2 separate regions of the Homo sapiens genome follow, and region 1 is linked to region 2. A link is a contact called in ENCODE Hi-C or POLR2A ChIA-PET data. All regions are on one chromosome and are shown on one strand. Each heading gives the region's core, a stretch centred on a gene start or an enhancer-like site at or near the end of the contact. The rest is flanking DNA. Distances are from core to core; before and after follow the strand shown.

What was found. A loop is a pair of places that touch in the nucleus more often than their neighbours do. ChIA-PET counts read pairs that join two places held with the same protein, here RNA polymerase II (POLR2A). Pooled maps may share reads with other maps.
Region 1: a map of CD4-positive, alpha-beta T cell shows a loop between it and region 2 (2.0-fold over the local background). The contact joins two enhancer-like sites. A Hi-C loop is called at or near these places in 3 of 168 maps with a recorded cell type or tissue (CD4-positive, alpha-beta T cell, PC-9 and heart right ventricle), 4 of 37 single-sample maps with no recorded cell type and 4 of 50 pooled maps. POLR2A ChIA-PET finds 5 or more read pairs at or near these places in 1 of 52 experiments (H1).

The regions. Positions count from the first base shown.
Region 1 is chr22:40,021,698-40,024,449 of GRCh38, reverse strand. It overlaps FAM83F (family with sequence similarity 83 member F), which reads right to left. Exons shown (of 5, transcript NM_138435.4): 4 at 2,487-2,752. Among named protein-coding and RNA genes, the nearest start is that of TNRC6B-DT, 21 kb to the left of the region's middle. RefSeq lists enhancers at 769-1,269, 1,270-1,770. Within about 2 kb of position 1,414, at least 2 of the 41 ENCODE cell types and tissues checked have a DNase peak (open chromatin) inside an H3K27ac peak, as active enhancers do.
Region 2 is chr22:39,702,687-39,705,386 of GRCh38, reverse strand. No RefSeq gene overlaps it. Among named protein-coding and RNA genes, the nearest start is that of CACNA1I, 130 kb to the right of the region's middle. Within about 2 kb of position 1,391, at least 2 of the 41 ENCODE cell types and tissues checked have a DNase peak (open chromatin) inside an H3K27ac peak, as active enhancers do.

The sequences.
Region 1 (2,752 bases), core at 165-2,664, 320 kb before region 2:
GTGCCCCATGCTGTCAGGGGCCCACCTTCTCACACATGCAGTCCTGGCTGCTTAGCTGCTGCTGCCTGAGGGGAGACACTGAAGCAGCCCCACTTGGCCATGGTGTGGGAAGCTGGAGGCCGTGAAAAAGGGCCTCTTAGGAGAGGAGCTCCTGGCCAGGCGCGGTGGCTTGTGCCTATAATCCCAGCGCTTTGGGAGGCCCAGAGGTAGGAGGATCACTTGAGGCCAGGAGACCAGCCTGGGCAACATGATGAGACCCTGTCTATACAAACAATTTAAAAAATTAGCCAGGCATGGTGGCACACACCTGTGAGCCCAGCTACTCAGGAGGCTGAGGTGGGAGAATCGCTTGAACCGAGGAGGTTGAGGTTGCAATGAGCTGTGGTCGCACCACTGCACTCCAGCGAGACATTGTCTTAAAAACAAACAAAACCAGCAAAAGACAGGAGAGGAGCTGCTGCTTCTCCCTCAGGCCTTGGGAGGGAGAGGAAAGGTGCGTGAATTTCAGGACTGCAGGTACTGGGCGCCCACCCAGGTGGGCAGAAGCCTTACCGGAGGAGGCTGCTCTGTGTTCGTCTAAAGGACGGACAAGGAACGGGATGATGGTTCCGGGCATCCCCGGACCTTCCTGGCTGTCCGTGCCCTCGCCCTCACTATTCCCTCTCTCTCTCTATCCCAGCATCAGGTGCCCTGGAGAGGAGCTTCCCAAGGGTACCGTCTGTGTCTGCAAGGCTGGCTCCTGGGCACCATGTGCAGACACCAGAGAGCGGCAGCAGGGGCAGGGCCGCCGTGACCACCCGAGATGTGGGAGCAGGGACATGGATGTGGAGGGACACGCAGAAGGCAGCGGGAAGGGACAAGACAATGGGCTTTGAGTTTCCATGGAAACTGCATCTCAGGGCGAGGGGCTGAAGGAAGAGAAAGCTTCCACTCCACTTCAGTCAGGACTCGGGAAATAGTCCTTGCTGCTGTCGGCTCGCCCCCTCCTTCCCCTCTTCCACCTCCTTCCCCTCTTCCCCTCGCTCCCTTGCCAGGTGTTCACCATGGCAACCCTTCCTCCAAACCAGAGGTACAGAGCAGGAGCAGCAGCAGCAGCAGCAGCTGGTGTTAGGGGAGCCAGGGAGCCCAGGAGGAATGGGGATGGGGCCAGCCACCCCTCCCCTGACAGAACATGGCTGTGCCCATGCCTGGTCTTGAATCCTGGCCTTACTACCACTTCCTGTGACCTGGGACCACTTCATTCACCTCTCCGAGCCATCTGCCACCTCTGTGCTTGAAGGGTGGTTGTGGGGGCAGAAGGGGAGAGAGAGTGCCTGTGCAGGACCTGGCAAGCCAGCAGCTCAGTCAACGTCTCCAGGCCAAACAGAAGGAACGCCCTGACACTCCCACTGTGCCCACAGCCACAGAGGCGCCCAGGCCTGTTCCAACTCCAAGAAGCAAAGTTAGCCAACATTTCCTGAGCACAGAATGTGTCAGACTCCAAAGCAGTGCTGGGGAATTAGCAGAGGGGATGACACTTGTGCTCCCTGCTCTCACACCATCACAATCCGGTTAAAGCTGGTGTGCAGGAATGCAGGAGTCCTGGAAGCCCTTGGGCCGGGCACACAAGACCTCAGGCCCTGCCATCGCCCACCTGGCCAGCCAGAGCCCAGTTCTCATCACTGGGCTCCACAGCGATGGAGGGAGAAACCCCACCATGGAAAGTCCCCTGACTCAGGGATGCAGAGATGAGAAAGGCACCGCCACCAGCCACCTGAAAGGCCACCCCAGAGACTGCTGCAGAGAGAGACATAAAGTCCAGGGCCTCCTGGGGATCCCAGAGAGATGCCCAGAAAGACGCTGCCATGGAACAATCCCACCCAGGGACAAGCAGCTGGGCAGACAGCACTCAGCAGAGGGACGTGGAGAAACCAAGTCGGACTGCCCGTCACAGAGACAGGAAACTGGGTCAGGGCACCAGTAGGGTACAGGGGAGGGTGGGGTGTGTCTAACCAGGTGAGATCCTGACAATAGGTGATCTGGCAAGGGAAAAGGTTTGCTAGAAAGAGCCCTCAACTCAGAGCCAGGGTCGAGCTGCAGCCATGCACCCCACTGTGCAGAGCCCCCGTTTCTTCACTTACAAAGGAGAAAGTTTCTCAGCTTATTTGATTTGTTGGGTTACCATGAGGGCTGATCTGAATGCCTTCTAGCAGTAGCATTAGAAGCTCTGAGACCCCTCCATGCCAAGCCTGGAATCCTTCTCTTTTTTCAGAGAAGAGGAAAATGAAACTCAGAGCTGCAGGACTTGCCCAAGGCCTCCAGGCAGCTAATGGCCGGGGCCAGAATGGGAACCAAGGACCCCGGAACCCCAGAGCTCCTGCCCTCTCTGTGCCCACAGATGGAATCTACTCCTCTGCAGGTATGAGGCAGTGCTCCTGGATAAGAGCCGATGCGGGGCGAGGGCCAGAGGCCTGGGGAGGCACCAGGCCAGAGGGAAGAGGGCTCACCTGAGATGTCAGCACTGGAATTCTCGTTGGGCCTCTTCCCCGTCAGAAACTCCACTTCAGAGGTCTCGGTGGAGACAGAGCTGGCCATGCCATTGGGCGCCGCAGGCCTCTTGGCTCGGCGACTGAAGAGCCTGCTGCTGAAGCGCCTGGCGGGGGCGGCCTCCCCCCGGGCCGCTTCTCCCATGCCGTTTCGGCTGGGTGCCTCTCGGGATTTGGGCTTCAGGTCTCTGTGCATGTGAGAGACCATCCTGCCATCCTTCTGGCTC
Region 2 (2,700 bases), core at 142-2,641:
GGATCCCGGAACATGTCTCAGGGAGCTCACAAAATGCTTTCATGAGCATGGGGAAGTGGTGAGGCCAGCCTTCCTGGTCTTCCAGAACTTTCCCCATAGGTCCTTTGCCAGGCAGGAAGCGGAGCTCCTCTCGAAATTTACTTTGCGGCTCCTGAACAGAAATGGGATTTGCTTCAAGAATCCTAAACAGGCCAAGCGCAGTGGCTCATGCCTGTAATCCCAGCACTTTGGGAGGCCGAGGCGGGCGGATCATGAGGTCAGGAGATCGAGACCATCCTGGCCAACATGCTGAAACCCTGTCTCTACTAAAAATACAAAAATTAGCCGGGTGTGGTGGCACATGCCTATAGTCCCAGCTACTCAGGAGGCTGAGGCAGGAGAATTGCTTGAACCTGGGAGGTGGAGGTTGCAGTGCACCGAGATCGCGCTGCACTCCAGCCTGGGCCACAGAGCGAGACTTTGTCTCAAAAAAAAAAAAAAAAAAAAAAAGAAGATCCTAAACAGAAAGCTGGGCTCTGGAACTGGCCCTTGTGGCGTTGGCATCCCTGCCCTGCACACTGTGGCCTCAGGTGCCCCACTGTGCAATGGGGTCTCAGCCTGCCTGGAGCCCAGGGCCCAGGCCACACCTGCAGCTTTCCTCCTCCAGCCAGTCACTCTTTGGGGCCCCAACCCCTCCTGGCCACTCCGGACCCACAGGCAGCCTGCAGGTGCCCCACTAGAGTGGGAACATAGGCCAACTTCTGACCCACCTGAGTTAGGCAGTCCAGGGACAGCAGGGTGACCGCATAGCCCAAGGTGGCTGCAGACGAATAGTCTTGGGCCAAATCCCATTCTGCCTCCCACGCCTGGTCCAGTCAGGTTCCCCATGATTCAAGATCACGGCCCTATCCCTCGCTGCCAGCGCTGGCTTCCAGCTCATGCAGACTTCACAGCCAAGCCAGCTTTCCTGCTATCCGGCTCTGTTTCAGCCCATTATTCCTCATTACTCCCAAACCACTGTCTACAAAGCCTCTCCCTCCTCCACCTTTGTGCCCTTCAACGGTTTGCAACAGGACTCATTTCTTGGCTAAGGGACAGGCCATCAGTCTTCTTAATCTGGCCTCATAAATCAGCCACCTGAGTACCCCCGGGCGCCTCCACTGCCCGCCCCCACCGAATTCCTGAATCCTCTGGCACCTCTTGGGGCAGCCCCAGGACCCCCAGCTCCCTCCTGGCGGGGGCAGCCATGACCCCAATACACCCAGCACTGTCCTTCTCCCCTCCCCTCCCAGGGCCTGTCCCCCAGGACAGGCTGAGGGCTCACAGCTGCTCTTGCAGGATCCCTGCCAGCAGCCTCAGCAGCTGCCTCCCCTGTCAGCAGGGCCTTCTCCTGGAACGGGACATCTTAAGCTTGTTGGGATCAATTGCCCGTGGCGTTCCAGTTAATCCCCCTGGCAGGCGACTGTCAGCTTTAGCAAGAGGAGGCGCGAGGACTTGTCAGGACATAGCCTTCCCTTAGGGTATGGAGAGCAGAAAGGGGCCAGTGGGGTCTGAAGGGCTTGGGGGGTAGCGGAAGCACCCCAGGGCCCGTGATCCCATCTTTACAAAACGCTCCTGGGCTTTAGCCCCCACTTATCCAGAGCAATGGGCAGGAGGATGAACCAGAGTCCAGCACCTGGCCTGGTGCAGTGGGCACTCAGGAAGGCTGGTAAAAGGCTGTGTGGACCTAGGTGGAAGCTCCAGTGAAGAGAAAAGAGTGTGTGTGTCGGGGGTGGGGCTGTGGGTGTGGGTGTGGGGGGTGTGGGTGTGGGGGGTGTGTGTGTGGGTATGTGGGGGGGTGTGTGTGTTTCCTGGTGGGGGAGAGGGCCTAGAGGTATCCTTAGCCTCTAACGCCGCCCGAAGATCCCCAGCCAGACGTGCCCTTTAAGAATCGTTTGAATCCAGGAGGCGGAGGTTGCAGTGAACTGAGATCGCACCATTGCACTCCAGCCTGGGCAACAAGAGTGAAACTCCATCTCAAAAAAAAAAAAAAAAAAAGATTCACACAGCCAGTCATTCAGCTGCAACTGATTCTGCATCTGCTGCGTTCTTAGCAGACCATGATAGAGACGCAGAGCTTGCCTGCTGAGGTGTTTCTGCCAGAAGGCTTCCTGGAGGAGGGGTGTTAACCCTGCAACAGGCTGAGGAGACGAGGGGGTCATCAGCTACAGCAGCGCTTCTCAGACTGGTCTGGGACCAGCACCTGGGAGCTTGTAGAAACGCTGATTCTCAGCAGGGATCAGCCACTCCTGGGCAGGGCCCAGCACCCAAGTCTTAAGTGACCAGGTGTTTCTGGGGAGACCCACTAGGCTGGGGCATGGGAGACTGGGTCCCAAGGGAACCAGCATCCAGGGAATTCTCTCCTTCGGCCAAGAGTTTGCGGCCTGACAGTGTTCTCTGCACTGTGGTCAAGGGGCTCATAGGTGGACAAAGTGTGTACTCGGAGCACTGGCAAAGCAGAAAACAGTTCTAGAAGAATCTGGTATTTAGTATTTTTCCGGAAAGCATCAACATCAGCATCATGGGAAACGCTAGTATCCTGATGGACGCTCAGTCTCTTTTATCCCCCAAATTAGGCATTAGGACAATTGTTCTAGGAAGTGAATGTGTGTTCAGCTTCTCCCGCACAGTTGACCATTTCTTTGCCCTCTCACTCTTGCCTCTTGGGACCTTCCTTCTGGA